2 separate regions of the Homo sapiens genome follow, and region 1 is linked to region 2. A link is a loop called in an ENCODE intact Hi-C map of the cell type or tissue named here. Cell type or tissue: natural killer cell. All regions are shown on one strand. Region 1 overlaps IL18R1 (interleukin 18 receptor 1). Region 2 overlaps IL1RL2 (interleukin 1 receptor like 2).

Evidence for each region. Hi-C counts contacts between places; a loop is a spot of excess contacts. Peaks named below come from ENCODE experiments on the same cell type or tissue, not always from the same donor. Only the 100,000 strongest peaks of a DNase experiment are listed, where the experiment ranks them.
Region 1: a loop joins it to region 2, with 8 times the contacts of the local background. A loop is called at or near these places in 16 of 110 quality-filtered maps.

The regions. Positions count from the first base shown.
Region 1 is chr2:102,363,721-102,371,720 of GRCh38, forward strand. IL18R1 (interleukin 18 receptor 1) reads left to right here. Exons shown (of 11, transcript NM_003855.5): 3 at 4,105-4,348. Among named protein-coding and RNA genes, the nearest start is that of IL18R1, 12 kb to the left of the region's middle. RefSeq lists an enhancer at 4,025-4,074. In natural killer cell, no CTCF peak of the experiment used is centred here; DNase peaks (open chromatin) are centred at 3,231, 3,871, 4,911 and 5,181; H3K4me3 peaks cover 917 bases; H3K27ac peaks cover 4,258 bases.
Region 2 is chr2:102,230,858-102,238,857 of GRCh38, forward strand. IL1RL2 (interleukin 1 receptor like 2) reads left to right here. Exons shown (of 12, transcript NM_003854.4): 10 at 2,106-2,267; 11 at 4,040-4,420. Among named protein-coding and RNA genes, the nearest start is that of IL1RL2, 48 kb to the left of the region's middle. RefSeq lists enhancers at 3,985-4,485, 4,486-4,986, 6,858-8,000. In natural killer cell, no CTCF peak of the experiment used is centred here; DNase peaks (open chromatin) are centred at 3,503 and 4,814; H3K27me3 peaks cover 1,130 bases.

The DNA.
Region 1 (8,000 bases), 130 kb after region 2:
AGCACTTTTCATGAATGTTTCACTCTAGGGAGACATGACAATGTTCTACATGTAGGATTCACTGAACCTAGTTGAGTTTAAATGACAAAATGCTATGATTGTCCAAACTCAAGACAGTTTCAAACACAGACTTTATTCCAAAGGGCATTGGTTGTTGGCACTGCTGGGTTCTTATACTGTGTTTATGGAACAATAGGAGTGCCTATTTTGGCACTTGGAACTCCACAAACCTTGAATTCCACTTATTTATCCCATCAAGGACCATTTCCAACAAGCATTATGGTAATCAACAAAGCCTCTAATGGTAAACCATGATTAGATATCCAAAGCTTCTAGCTGCCTGAGGAGGGGGGTGGTGTGGACTTTCAATTATCAACCTCCCACCTCTGGAGAGTGTGTAATTCACATTAAGTTTCTTCAAATGGTAATACTTCCAGAGAGCACATGTCCATCCAAACACAGTCATATGTGTTTATAGAAGCTTTTTAAGACAAGCGAAAACCTGAAAACCTAGAAATAAGCCAATATCCAACAGACATTTGTTTAATAAACCAAATCCCCAACATGCATCCTTTTATAAAATGGATAAATTGCGAAATGGTAACACGATTAGATACTACATTACAATGAGAAAAGAACACATCACTGCTACAGCATGAATGCATTTATAACAATCATGTCAAAATAACCCAGACATAAAGGAGCACATATTGTATAGCCTATGCATTTTATTATATTAACTCTAAAACAGGAAAATAAATGAACTGTTAATGACTCACCAGGGTTTTGCATGTCAATTGAAGCTGACACCCACATATACACATGTATCACACCTTCTATGTTGAAGTATTAGTATAAAATAGAGATTGTATTGCAACCAGAAAACATGAAGTTGGTGCTCCTTAACTCTTGTGTTTTGTGGTAGATTCGACATCCATGTTTTCAAAGAATGTGTATTAGTCCATTCTCATGCTGCTAATAAAGGCATACTTGAGACTGGGTAATTTATAAAGGAAAGAGACTTTATTGATTCACAGTTCTGTATGGCTGGGGAGGCCTCAGGAAGCTTACAATCATAGTGGAAGGGGAAGAAAACATATCCTTCTTCACATGGTGGCATCAAGGAGAAGGCTGAGCAAAAAGGGGAAAAGCCCCTTATAAAAACATCAGATCTTATGAGAACTCACTCACTATCAGGAGCACAGCATGAGGGTAATCACCCCCATGATTAAATTACCTTCCACCAGGTCCCTCCTATGACACATGGGGCTTATGGGAACTACAATTCAAGATGATTTGGGTTGGGGTATAGCCAAATCATATCATTCCACCCCTGGCCTCTCCCAAATCTCATGCTCTCACATTTCAAAACACAATCATGCCCTTCTAACAGTCCCCCAAAGTCTTCACTCATTCCAGCATTAACTCTAAAATCCAAGTCCAAAGTCTCATCTGAGACAAGGAAGGTCCCTTCCTATGAGTCAGTAAATTCAAGAGCAATTTAGTTACTTCCTAGATACAATGGGAGTACAGGCATTGAGTAAATACACCCCTTCCAAATGGGAGAAATTGACTAAAACAAAGGGGCTACTGGCCCCATGCAAGTTCTAAATTTAATAGGGCAGTCATTAAACCTTAAAGTTCCAAAATAGTCTCCTTCAACTCCATGTCTCATATCCAGGTCACGCTGCTGCAAGAGGTAGGATCCCATGGCCTTGGGCAGCTATGCTCCTGTGGCTTTGCAGGGTACATCTTTCTTCCTGGTTTCTTTCATGGGCTGGTGTTGAGTTTCTGGGCTTTTTCAAGTGCATGGTGCAAGCTGTCAGTGAATCTATCATCCTGGGGCCTGGAGGATGGTGGCTTTCTTCTCTTAACTCCACTAGCTGTACTCCAGTGGGGACTCTGTATGGGAGCCCCAACACCACATTTCCCTTCCACACTACCCTAGCAAAGATTCTACATGAGGGTTCCACCCCTGCAGCAAACTTTTGCCTGGACATCCAGCATTTCCATACATCCTCTGAAACCTAGGCGTAGGTTCCCAAACCTCAATTCTTGACTTTTGTGCACCTGCAGCCTCAACACCATGTGGAAGCTGCCAAGGTTTGGGGCTTGCACCCTCTGAAGCCACAGCCTGACCTGGTATCTTGGCCTGTTTTAGCAATGGCTGGAGGGGTAGGATGCAGGGCACCAAATCCCTAGGCTGCACACAGAAAGGGACCCTGGGCCCATCCCAGGAAATCATTTTTTCCTCTTAGGCCTCTGGGCCTGTGATGGGAGGGTCTCTCATGAAGATCTCTGACATACCCTAGAGGCATTTTTCCCCTTGTCTTGGCAATTAACATTTGAGTCCTCATTTCTTATGCAAATTTCTGCAACCAGCTTTAATTCCATGCCCCCCATTCCCACGAACATGGATTTTTCTCTCCTACCACATTCTCAAGCTGTGAATTTTCCAAACTCTTATGCTCTGTCACCTCTTGAATGATTTGCTCTTTAGAAATTTCTTCTTCCAGATAATCGTCTCTCAAGTTCAAAGTTCCATAGATCTCTAGGACAAGGGCAAAATGCAACTAATCTCTTTGCTAAACATAACAAGATTCACTTTTGCTCCAGCTCCCCAAAAGTTCCTCATCTCCATCTGAGACCACCTCAGCCTGGACTTTATTGTCCATAACATTATCAGCATTTTGGTTAAAGCCATTTAACAAGTCTTTAGGAAGTTCCAAACTTTTCCATATTTTCTTATCTTCTTCAAACTGTTCCAACTGTTCCAAACTGCCCTCCAAACTGTTCCAACCTCTGCCTGTATGCAGTTCCAAAGTCACTTCCACATTTTGTGTATCTTTACAGTAGCACCCCACTTCTGGTACCAATTTACTTTATTAGTCCATTCTCACACTGCTAATAAAGGCATACCTGAGACCAGGTAATATATAAAGGAGAAAGATTTAATGGACTCAGTTCTGCAGGGCTGGGGAGGCCTCAGGAAACTTACAAAAGGGGGAAAAGCCCCTTACAAAACCATCAGATCTCATGAGAACTCACTCACTATCATGAGAACAGCATGAGGGTGACTGCCCCCATGATTAAATTCAAGATGAGGTTTGGATGGGGACACAGCCAAACCATATCAGAATACTTCTATCACATCACTTCCTCTTTATGTTGTGGTTAACAATTTTGAGTTAAAACCAGACTGCTGCTTTGAGAAACAAACCCTGACTATAGAGAAGGCATTCTGTCCATGTCCTAAGGGAAATGTTTCGTTCAGTTTAAATACTCTCATTCTCAAAATGTGGTAAAAGTGCACCCGAGAGTCACTGGAGGGTAGATTATGAGAAAGACCCATTAATGCTGAACTTGAAGTACCACAAGTGCCGAAAGAGGGGAACGAGCACCTATCCTGGGTAGATGATGGTCAGATATATTTCCAAAGCCAGAGAATCTGGGTCAATTGAGAAAGAGGGAAAGTGACAGATATGCAAATTTGGATTGATATTATATTAATGAATTCTTGATTATCCACATGGTGACCTACAGTAATAATAAATGTACACACACTGTAAGTTACATAGGCACACTTTTAACCATCCCCACACTTACCAGGGAATGTTAGATAGGCAGGGTGAATGCAAGGTGAGTGAGATTTCTGATGGTGCAGAGGAAGAACGCCAAGGTTGCTAGATTTCTTGTTTTCTTTTCTACTGAGACTCCTCAGCAGGGTATATTTTGAGGTAGGTATGGCAGCACCGTGACTTCTGTGGCTTTCCCTATGAAGAAGTTGTAATGTGTAATATTTTCTTCTAAGAGGTGACACAATTATCAGTCTTCTAGCTATGGTTGGTTAAGTTCTGATACCTTCCTGTTGGGGAGAAACTGTCAGAAGTTGTGTTTTCATCTATGTTCTGAAAGTGCCTTATCCTTTCTAGTGTTGGAAAGATTGACGCAAAAATAAAGAACCCACAGGAAATTGACACCGAGATTTCTCAGGACTTTCTTGCTAACCTTGCTTCTTCACCTAATGCATTAGGAGACCAAAAAAAGTTACCTTGTCATTTTGGTTTTTGTTTTTATTTATTTTACTTTACTAATCTTTTGAAGAATCTTGTACTTCACGTCCCCACATTACTGTGGTTGAAGGGGAACCTTTCTATCTGAAACATTGCTCGTGTTCACTTGCACATGAGATTGAAACAACCACCAAAAGCTGGTACAAAAGCAGTGGATCACAGGAACATGTGGAGCTGAACCCAAGGAGTTCCTCGAGAATTGCTTTGCATGATTGTGTTTTGGAGTTTTGGCCAGTTGAGTTGAATGACACAGGATCTTACTTTTTCCAAATGAAGTGAGTAACCCTTTCTTTTCAAAATGTATTTCACAGCCCTCTTGTCCTTTGTTCAGCAACTCAAATATGCAGTAATCTGAAAGGTCAGATAATCACCACATCCTTTTCTTTCCTACTCTTCCTATGACATGAAATACATTCTTTGTTATGGAACAGAATAAGTTTATCTCTCTCTGCTTATTTTCTTAGTGACCTTAATGAAAGGAGATTACTTTGATAGGATTTCCTTTTAGGGGATCCTTACCAATGACAAGTGACGATTGCATGAAAGTCAGTTTTAAAATTCAGCTGCTCCTGTTGTCTACATGCCCCCAGTCAAATGAAATCAGCAGCTCGGACTTCACGATAATATTAATGTGTTGCGAATGGGGCAGTGTCAGCTTCCTGGGTGGCATCCCTGGTGGGGAGCAGGGATGGGGTTGATGCAGAAACACCCTAGTCCAGTCTGCAGGGGCTCACTGGGAGCCAGGTGGCAGTGCTAGTGGAGGAAGTGTGTGTCTGGCAGCCAATCGCAACCCACAGCTGGCGGCAGTGAGAGAGGGCAACACGGAAGGGCTTTGCATTTTACTCATGAGGTGGCCCTAGATTGTGCCAGAATACTCGAAATTGGGTTGCATAACTTCCATGAAATGAGCACAGCCAACTGAAAGCATCACCCACACTTACCGAACATGTTTCTTTTTAGATGTACCTACCTACATATGTAGGTAGTTTTATAGAGACTTGAGACTGACCTGTAAGAAATAGCTCAGGGCCAGCTGAAGGTGATGGTGTGTAGATTTCATATGTAGCAGATTTCTTTTAGAAGCACTTCTAGAGTGAGTCCTGATCATTATCAACCATGCTGTTGAGAGCAGAGTGAGCTACCACTGTGAAACCTTGGTAGCACTTCTGTAGTTTTGCACCAAATCAGGTCATTTTTGTTTGTTTTTATACATAGGAACTCCCAGGCATCAGAAAAAAATTAAATAACTCTTTTGATAAAAATCAGTACATCTTTAGATGACCTTTTAAGAGTGATAATTACAGAAATGGGTCACAACTGGGATTTTTCATAACAAGCTAAGGAAGAATGAATACTCACAAATGGGGTAAAGGAAAAAGAACAACAAACACCGCCCCCCCCACCACAAACTTCCAACTCCTGATTGAATGAAGGCACAATTTAAAGGAATAAAGTATTCTGGACAGGCCTGAGAGAGCACGTTGAGAGGAACAGCCAGGCATCTATGATCATCACTTGGAGATAACAGAAGCAAATGGCATTGGCCATCTTTCTGATACGGGTAGTAGAGAATACAGCCTGGCTTAGGAAGCAACAATGGAAGCAAGAGATTGAGGCAGGATGTCAGAGAGAGGTGTGGAGAGACAGGGTAGCAGATAGGAGATGCTAAGAAAAATGAGGTGTCCCAGAGTGGATATTGGAGACTGATCACTATGAGAGTAAAGTGTTGAGGAGAGAAGCAGCTTTGACAATGGCCTTGAAAATAAATGGGATTCTACATGGAAGCAGGTTGTTTTAGACACCCAGGAGCATAGAAGATACAGACATATTCAAATATAGCATAATTAGTAAGCAGTATTTACTGCAGATGTGTGTGTATACACATATGTGTTCTAACTTAGGTGTGTAACCCTTTGCAGTTTGATGTGGGATCTATCAGTGAACAGACTTTACACCTGAAAATTTCCCGTTAGAACAGTAATTCTTTAATTTTTAGGAGTACATTGCTAATAATCAAATGCCACTGAGGACTGATAATTTAATCCTGCAGTGAAAATCACTTTATCCCACCAAATTTTAAGAACGAAATCAACTAAGAAGGAAGGGGATACAAAAGGGATAGTTTTCAATGATAGAGATGAAGAAATGAAGGTAGAGGGAAATGTACACACAGAAATCTAATAAACCAATCCTAGGCTGACAGGCAGCAAGTTCAGCTTGGTGAGCAGCCTCAGAAGTGGGGGCTGGTGTTTATCCCCTGGTGTCTGTGGACAAAAATGAGTGGTTTTCATAACCAGGATGGGCTGGGCCTGCAGCAGGAAAGTGTGGTCACAGCTTTGGGTCAGTTGGCCTCAGTGTTAACCCTAGCCTTGGAGCTCCTGGATGGCAGGTGCAGTGTGTTGTTGATTGTTTCAGTGTTCCCAGAGCAGTGTCCTGCACATGGAGTGTCATCAGTCCTCTAGCATTTGTTGAGTGTTAGGAATTGAGGATTACAGAGGTAGAGAACAATGTAGTCTGAAAAAATGGGGATATTCATGTACCCTATTCCTTTTAAGCAACAAGTCATAGAGATCCAGAAATCTCTATCTCTCCAATTCATTGAGGTCAAAGTTGGGGAGACATTACGAAAACACACTTGAGAAGAAGGTGCTGCCAATGGGATCCTGAATCCATTTCAAGAGCCAGGTAGCTCTATCATGTCCCATGGCCATGGACCCACTGCCTATAACTGTGACAACAGCCTGCCACATTCTCCAGTCACGGCCAATCTTTTATAAATTCATGCCCAAGGTGAAGGGGCCAGATTCATTGGATTGTGAAAGTGTAGAATTGTGCAGAGCACTTCTGGCCTCTGGGGCCAAATAGATGTGCATTTGTATCCTGGCCCCATCTTGTAGCAAGTGTGTGGCCTGAGTGAGTTGTTTAACCTGTCTGAGATTTAGCATTCTCATCTGAGCCTAAGGAAAATAGTCATCTCCCTTGCATGTACATAGTCTAATACCTGGAACTCAGTAAGTGTTAGTCTTTTCTTCCTTCTATCCTATTGTAGACCTAAAGGGGAACTGGAAGAGCCTAAGGTGGGCACAAATGTGTCAGGCATAGAGGATAACTTAAAAACACGCATCTGCTGTATTTAGCAAATAAATCTATACATCACAGGTGCAGTGGAAGCAAACATGAAATTTGAAACATTTTCTCTTTAAAATCTTCATTTAAAAAATACTGTATTGTTTTCCAATTCCAGATCACCTTTTTTTGTTGTTGTTGTTGTTGTTTTTTTGAGATGGAATTTCGCTCTTGTTACCCAGGCTGGAGTGCAATGGCGCGATCTCCACTCACTGCAACCTCCGCCTCCTGCCTCAGCTTCCCGAGTAGCTGGGATTACCGTACCCAGCTAATTTTTGTAGTTTTAGTAGAGACGGAGTTTCACCACATTGGCCAGGCTGGTCTCAAACTCCTGACCTCAGGTGATCCACCTGCCTTGGCCTCCCAAAGTGCTGGGATTACAGGTGTGAGCCACTGCACCTGGCCTAGTGATAGTCCTGATCACTAATTTCTGATCAGGAGTAACAACAACTATAAAATCTATTCACACTCACTTTTGGTCAGTAAGGCATTTAAAGAGCTAATTCAATTACACTGAGGGCAGCAACTCCAGACTTTGGTTTATTCAACAGTAAAAGAAGGGGATTGGAAGAAGTTGCCTTGAGAAACAAAACCTAATATATATATACACACATTTAGAAAACAACATCAGGAGTTTATAGACCTTTTGAAACCAAAGCCACCCTCCCATCCTGGGCCAAGACTCTCTGAACTTATCCATCAGTGAAGATCACTGACATTGTAAAGATTTGCTTTTCTGACATCCATAATATATTGTCTGCAGTAGGATATGTGCGTGTGTGCGTGTGCATGTGTGTGTCT
Region 2 (8,000 bases):
ATGGTGTTATGTAAACTGTCAAGATCTGTGCACATTTTCATTACTATTATTTGGACGAAAGCTAGAAGAATACAAGGTTTTCCTTTCCCTTATTAATCTTAAAATCACCTCTTTCTGCAAGTCTGCTCATCCAACAAACTCTCATATAAAGGAAATAGAAAAGGACACCACCCCTCTCTAGTACCTACTAGGCTGTCTGAGTTTCTAAACAGCCCAAAGCTCGAAATCGCGTTTTCCAATGAGACGCCCACACTTACCTCTTCTTCCACTCAAGCCCTCTGGCCCTGCTGAAGTCCTTATTCATTCACAGGATTCCTGAGTAGGGAATTATTCCTCCTTCCATGCCCTTCTGAAGCTGCACCCCTGCAAGACTGTTTACCATCCACTCTTAGACCCTCACTTTTTTCCCCTCAACTCTCCCACCCTTTAAAATCCAGGAGCTCCAGCCTGGCCAACATAACGAAACCCCGTCTCTGCTAAAAGTACAAAAATTAGCCGGGCCTGGTGGCGGGCGCCTATAATCCCAGCTACTCAGGAGACTGAGGCAGGAGAATCGCTTGAACCTGTGAGGTGGAGGTTGCAGTGAGCCAAGATGGCGCCACTGCACTCCAGCTTGAGAGACATGAGTGAGACTCCATCTAAAAATAAAATAAAAAAATAAAATAAAATAAAATAAAATCCAGGAGCGGTCCCATGTTCATTGTGAGTTTTTTTTTTCAAGAACTCCAGACCATGGGGATTTTTGATTCTTGCTGTCTTTTCTGTTCGTTTGACTCTCGTCGCCTCGTAGAGTCTTGTGTTTAACTTCTGTGCATGTGGATGGTCTGCCCAGTGAGGTCTTGTTCATCTCTTCATTGGCCAATGCAGGGGCTGCTTTTGAGGTTGCTCAATAAATACTGATGACGACGACATGCGCCATTGGGTTTGACTTCTCTCAACGGCACTGCAGATTACTAGAGTCTGCTCAATTGCTTTTTCTCTTGTTTCACAGATGTGAGTCTGTGGGTTTGTAGTGATGGAATTCACTGGTGGGCCTGAATCAAGAGGGAGTCATCCAGTTTTGCCTGGTGCAGTTAGGACAGTGCTTCGTCATACAGGACACGCTGAGGGTAACATGGGTAAATGGCTAGAGTTTCCTGCTTTTTGTTTGTTTATTTTAGAGATCCTTTTTTTGTTTGTTTTAGAGATGTGGTCTTATTCTGTCATCCAGGCTGGAGTGCAGTGGCGTGATCATAGCTCACTGCATCCTTGAACTCTTTTTTTTTTTTTCCGAGACAGAGTTTTGCTCTTGTTGCCCAGGCTGGAGTGCAATGGTGTGATCTCGGCTCACTGAAACCTTCGCCTCCCAGGTTCAAGCGATTCTCCTGCCTCAGCCTCCTGAGTAGCTGGGATTGCAGGTGCCCACCACCATGTCTGGCTAATTTTTTGTATTTTTAGTAGTGACAGGGTTTCACCATGTTGGCCAGGCTGGTCTTGAACTCCTGACCTCAGGTGATCCACCTGCTTTGGCCTCCCAAAGTGCTGGGATTACAGGCATGAGCCACATGCCTGGCCACATCCTTGAACTCCTAAGCTCCCATTTCAGCCTCCTGAGTAGCTGGGATTTCAGGCCTGAGCTATCATGCCTGGCTAACTTTTTGAAAATTATTTTCTTTGGAGAGTCTTGTTATGTTGCCGAGGCTAGTCTTGAATTCCTGGCCTCAAGCTATCCTCCTGCTTCAGCTTGTTTATTACAGCCATGCACCACTGCGCTGGACGAGTCTTCTGCCTTTAATTCTCATTTCTGGCCACATCACAGGGAGTGGTGGACTTAGACTCAAAAGACGTGGGGTAGGGGTAGGGTTAGGGATTGCAGATGTGATGCAGCCTACCCAGCCTCAGCTTCACTCTTGAGCATTGGGGATAAGACCACCTCCCTCAGGGGTCCATTTGTGAGAGGAGATGATGTCCCTTGGCAGCCCCTGGCACCAAGTCAGCCAACTGGGCACTCAGAAGTCATGGAACCCAGGCCAAAGGACACCATGGTAGCCGCTCAGGCTTCCGGTTTATTAACATGAGAGAATTTGGTAGCAACAATTCCACAAGCTTGTCCAATTCCTTTTCAGATGGGAAGCTGTATGACGCCTATGTCTTATACCCCAAGCCCCACAAGGAAAGCCAGAGGCATGCCGTGGATGCCCTGGTGTTGAATATCCTGCCCGAGGTGTTGGAGAGACAATGTGGATATAAGTTGTTTATATTCGGCAGAGATGAATTCCCTGGACAAGGTGGGTTTTAAGTGAGGTGTAAAAATAACAAATAAAAGAAGGAAAGCGACCCCTCTGTTCCTCCACTTTACTAATGGCGGTGACTCTGCCTGCCTTCCCCATGGAACCACAGAGAGTCTATGACCAGCGCCCCCTGCCCGTCAGCCCCCAGCCCCCAGCCAAGGAGGTTAGGCCCAAGCTCTTTGCCTGCTCTAGGCTCCTCCCTGCCCCGCAGTGCCTGAGATTCCTGCTTGCAGCAGCACGCGTCTCACTTTGAGTGAGGATATGGTTAAGCCATTCACAGAAACAGGTGGCCAGTGATGTAGTGGTGGCTAAAGGACTGAAAGGTGGCGAGTGGTCATTTGAGCCTCACATCCCTGAGATGAACTGCTGGGTGTTTTCCATGGGTTTGAACAATGTAAATCAGGTCGTGCTTAAAGCTGATTTTATAAACCTCGACCCTACTTGCCCCCTCCCCTCCCTAAATATAATGGAAGTTTTAGTGTACTTTTCCCACTTGATAGGAAGGTGGCTTTGGACAGTTCAGTTAACTTCTCTCAACCTCAGTTGTCTCATCTGTAAAATGGGGATGGGGTGCTTCCCTGACTCAGATGAGAGAACTGAATGAGAAAACCTGAGAAGGGGTCCCCGGCATGGAGCTCAGCACACTTTAGACACTCACACAACAGTGCTTTCCTGTCCCTTTGTTCTCCTTCTTGGAAGGCTATACAGCAAAATGGCTGAAATCTGAAATAAACATTCTTTTCTAGTCACCAGTAAATGCCAATTCACTCACTTATTCAACAAATATTTACTGAAAACCTCTATGTGATGGACAGTATTCTAGGCACTAGAAATATGAAAATCAGCCAAGCGGAAGGGCCTGTCCTCAGGGAGGTTCCAGTCTATTCTTATTTCCCATGAGAGGCAACTGTAGACTGAATAGCATCTGCAGAGCTGGGTATTTAGAGAAACCTCCCTTTCCCAAGCAATCATCAGGGCATGTTATTTGGTTTCTAAATTACTCACATAAATCCTGGTCATTTAAATAACTATAAAGAACAAAAGGAAAACACAGATTCAAGATTAATGCAACATTTCAGCTAACTACATTTTCCTATCCTTTTAAAATCTATTTTTAAAAACGTGTTCATCTGCTAATATACACCAGACCTTCAGCTAGTCTGGGGATACAGAGTTAGGAACCATCAGATACTTGTTGGCCAGGGAAAGTGACATACAAAGAAACCACATGCAAAACATGATTCATGACTATAGAGGACCAAGGCTCCAGGGAAAGCCACAAAGGCTTCACAGAAGAGGTGACAAATATTAAAAAAAAGAAAAAACCCAAAACTTGAATTAATCCATTCCTGACTAAGTCATGTTTATTTTAAAGTCCATTTTTGGCCAGGCAAGGTGGCTCACACCTGTAACCCCAGCACCTTGAGAGGCCGAGGTGGGCAGATCACTTGAGGTCAGGAGTTCAACACCAGCTTGTGGTAAAACCCCGTTTCTACTAAAAATGCAAAAATTAGCTGGACGTGGTGGTACGTGTCTGTAATCCCAGGTACTTAGGAGGCTGAGGCAGGAGAATCGCTTGAACCTGGGAGGTGGAGGTTGCAGTGAGCTGAGATTGCATCCCTGCACTCCAACCTGGGCAACACAGTGAGACTTCACTTCAAAAAAAAAAAGTCAATTTTCTCCTGGCCTGTTTCAAACATTCTCACTAGCATTAAGACCCGGGCTGTTTTAATTGTGAGTTCTTCTGAGCCTTCTTTCTTTATTTCCAGCCGTGGCCAATGTCATCGATGAAAACGTTAAGCTGTGCAGGAGGCTGATTGTCATTGTGGTCCCCGAATCGCTGGGCTTTGGCCTGTTGAAGAACCTGTCAGAAGAACAAATCGCGGTCTACAGTGCCCTGATCCAGGACGGGATGAAGGTTATTCTCATTGAGCTGGAGAAAATCGAGGACTACACAGTCATGCCAGAGTCAATTCAGTACATCAAACAGAAGCATGGTGCCATCCGGTGGCATGGGGACTTCACGGAGCAGTCACAGTGTATGAAGACCAAGTTTTGGAAGACAGTGAGATACCACATGCCGCCCAGAAGGTGTCGGCCGTTTCCTCCGGTCCAGCTGCTGCAGCACACACCTTGCTACCGCACCGCAGGTGAGCGGGTGGGAGGACACGAGGTTTGTCACGCACTGATGGAGGGTCTATCATTGCGTGGTGGCTCACAGCTGGAGGAGGACACGTTTCATCGGGGCCGTCTGCTCTGAAGCTGGCAGTTGCGTACTAGTGAGAGGATCTGTTGTGTTTGTTGTCATTTGTTTGCTTCGATCAGAGCTGCTTCTTCAGGGAAACACACGGCTTCTGCAGAAGGCCCTCTTTAGCCTATGGGCTTATTGACACATGCCCACTCACTGAGGCCTGGATGGATACAGCACTTGGGCCCCTTGAGAACAGGACATGGAGGGTTTTAGAAATGGCAGTGGACATGCCCGGAAGTTTGCCCATGATGTGGCACCCATAGAGTCTGAGATGGGAGCCTGTGCTGTCGGGGGACCACAGGAGGGCAGTCTAGCACCAGGAGAGGGTTGGCAAGGATAGCAGTATTTGTCCACGCCTGTCCAGTGTCTTCAGGGCCCCATGCTCAGGGGTCATTTGCTGTGTCTGCGTCTCTCTCACTCTGTCAGTGCAGACAAAGAGCTGCAAACACAGCCTTAGCACTTTGCTTCCAGAAGCAAGTTAAAAGTCACCTAGACCAGTGGGGACCCACGGGAGTGGCCATGACTGCCTCTTGGTCACCCTTCCATGTTTGAGAGGCTTTATCTGTCAAACTAAAGCAAGCAGGAATTCCTTTTCTCTCTCTTTTAGACACATGTCAACCAGAATTCTGAGCAGCCTGTGAGAGACGCAATTAGCACACAGATGATAGAATTATAGTCCAAGCAAGGCAAAGTCAGTTTCCAATGAGCCAATGTGCCCTTGTCACAGGCCAATTTATAACTTAATGATTAAAGGTTTTTAATACTAAAAATTAGCTGTAAACCCTCATCACTTTTTTCCAAGACCCTGGCCTGAGGGAATTAGGCATAGCTCAACCTTCTGAAGCTGTGGGTTGTTGACACTGAGACTTAGTAAGCAGTCAGTGGGGGCTGGAAGGGAGTCAGCCCTGAGAGCCAGCCGGCAGGGGCGAGAGAGGGAGCCAGAGGGTGTCAGGAGGCCTGTGGTCTTAGGATGGCATGGGGAGCAGGGTGGGTTAGGAGGTGCTGTGCCCTCGTTCACAGGCGATGGGTGGTACCCAGTGTGGGATGGACTTTCAGGTGCTAAGGAACCCACTCCTGTCTTTGAAGAGTTTATGTTCCAAGGTGACCTCACATTACACATTTGTTTAGCATCCTATGGAGGCCTCGACTTGACATTGGTCCACTCTTTATTTAACATTTGCTTTTTAAAATTTTTATTTCGGTAAACTATATGAACATAAAATTCACCATTTTAACAATTTTTAAGTGGCATTAAGTACATTCACACTGTTGTGCGGCCATCACCACCATCCATTCCAGAATTGTTTCATCCTCTCAAGCTGAAATTCTGTGCCCATTAAGCTATGCCTCCCTATTGCCTTCCCATTGCCTTCCCATTGCCTCCCCATTGCTCTGAGGTAGGACATAAAATACATTTTAAGAATAACAGCATTAAAAAATGGCTACTATAATTCATTACTACTATTACATTTTTGATACTTTTCAATAAAAAGAAAGTAGTGACACATGTTGGAAAGAGGGAAGCTTTTTGACTTATAAAACTCCAGTTAAAGAATTTACCAACAGTGCTGGTCTCCGGGAAGTCAGAGGTTTCCAGAAAATACCTTTTCGTCTGACGGGTCAGCTTTCTATTTTGCTGACAGCCTCGACTGATGTCCTGTGAGTGTGGTCATTCATTTATAAATAATTAATTGCTAGAGAATCCATTTTCTAAAATTCACAGGCACACCCTTCAGAGAGGACACGTCCCCGTACCTCTCCCACTCTCCCCACACTGTGGCTGCCTCTGGCTGCCTCCATCCTGCAGAGGGAAATGGCTGGGAAGGAAGGGGGAAGGGTGCTGAGATGCCCTCAAATCTGAATGGGGTGGGTGTATTCCCCAAATCCTCACCAAACCACGAGCCAGTGACCACTCACCCTTTGCGGTCCAGATCTTACTGCCCCGGGGTTAGTCAAGTGGCCAGAGGTGGTGCCCACTGCCCTCAGGGGGTTTCCTGGCGTGGCCTGGTCTCACATGCACTCCGCAGAAGGAAGGACGAAGCGTCCTCAGCCAGCCCGCAGCCACCCTGCCCACTCCAGCACTGCAGGCAGCCTTCAGAGACCAGCCCAGAGAAGAGAACGGCAGCGAGTGAGGGGACAGAGTGCGGAACAGATCAGTAATGCCCATTTTCCTCTTGGGTGCAATAGGAGAAACAGCCTGTTTTAATTAAACTAGCGAATCCTCCATGAGGAATAACGACTCTCATGTTGGAGAGAGAAATCGAGATGCAAAGAAACTTTTTAAAGTTCTACTAATTCCTAATGAAATAATAGGGATGCAATGCAGCAAGAATACAAATAATTGAAGTAGCCTGGCATCACCGCTGACATGTAGGCAGGTTGGCAGGTAACAGCTCCGCTCATGGTCTCAAGTCCAAATTTGTATAAGAAAGGAGGTTTAAGAGTTCAACGGCTAAGGGACAAAAAGGTAGTTTATGGGAACGCTGAAGGCCACCCTCAATTCTCTCCCGTTTCTCCAGCTGGGCTTGGCGCAAATATGAGGTCAATGGGGTCCTATCCCTAGCCCTTGGGGGTGGGCTCCAGAATTCTACTCCAAGCAAAGTGAAGTCAGTTTCCAAGGAGCCAGTGTGCCTTCATCACAGGCCAATTTATAATTTAATGATTCACAAAGTTTTTTAATACTATGAATTAGCTGTAAACCCTCATCACTCCTTTCCAAGACCCTGGCTTGAGGGAATTAGAGACCCCCCTGGGAATCCCCAGGGACTGACCTGGAGGTAGGGCTGCGAGCGGAGATTGGACCAGAGAGGTGAAATACAGGTGCTGAGTCGCTGGGTTACCTTTACATTCACCTTCCCATAATGACTGAGTCAGCCACAAAACCCACTACCTTTGGTATCTCCCCTCAAATACCCTGAGTCGGCTCATGAGAGAGGCCCTGGGAAAGACCCAGTCACATTAAATAAAGGGACCGGGAAGGTGTGGTCTTTCCCCGGAGGACCAAGCAAGATGAAGATATACATGTGAAAAGTGCTTGGCAAACCGTGGGATGCCATGAGGAGCTGGCCTGCCAAAATATGGAATGTGCTCAGGGAGCCTCAGTCCCCAGGGCCCCCCACACCCATCAGCACCCCATAGTGACGCAGACCACTTCCTGCCACGTCATGGTTGGTTGACCTTTCCTCGGCACTTGGTCCTGTTTTTTATTTATAAACTTCCCTCTAACACATGCTTGTTTGGTATTGATCTGGGGCTGTGTAAAGTGGAAAATTCCTTCCTGGTTTCCTTGAAGAACAGAGGCTGTTCCAGATGAGGTCTGGAGTGAGCTACAGAGGGTGATGCTGGCTTTAGGAGTGGTGGCTGCTGGGTCTGAATGTTAGAGGCCACACATCTCCAGTAGTAATATTATTCTGGGAGATGGGAACTCTGTGTGTGGATGTCCCCTCCCATACACCCAGGAACTTCTGAGAAATGCTGCT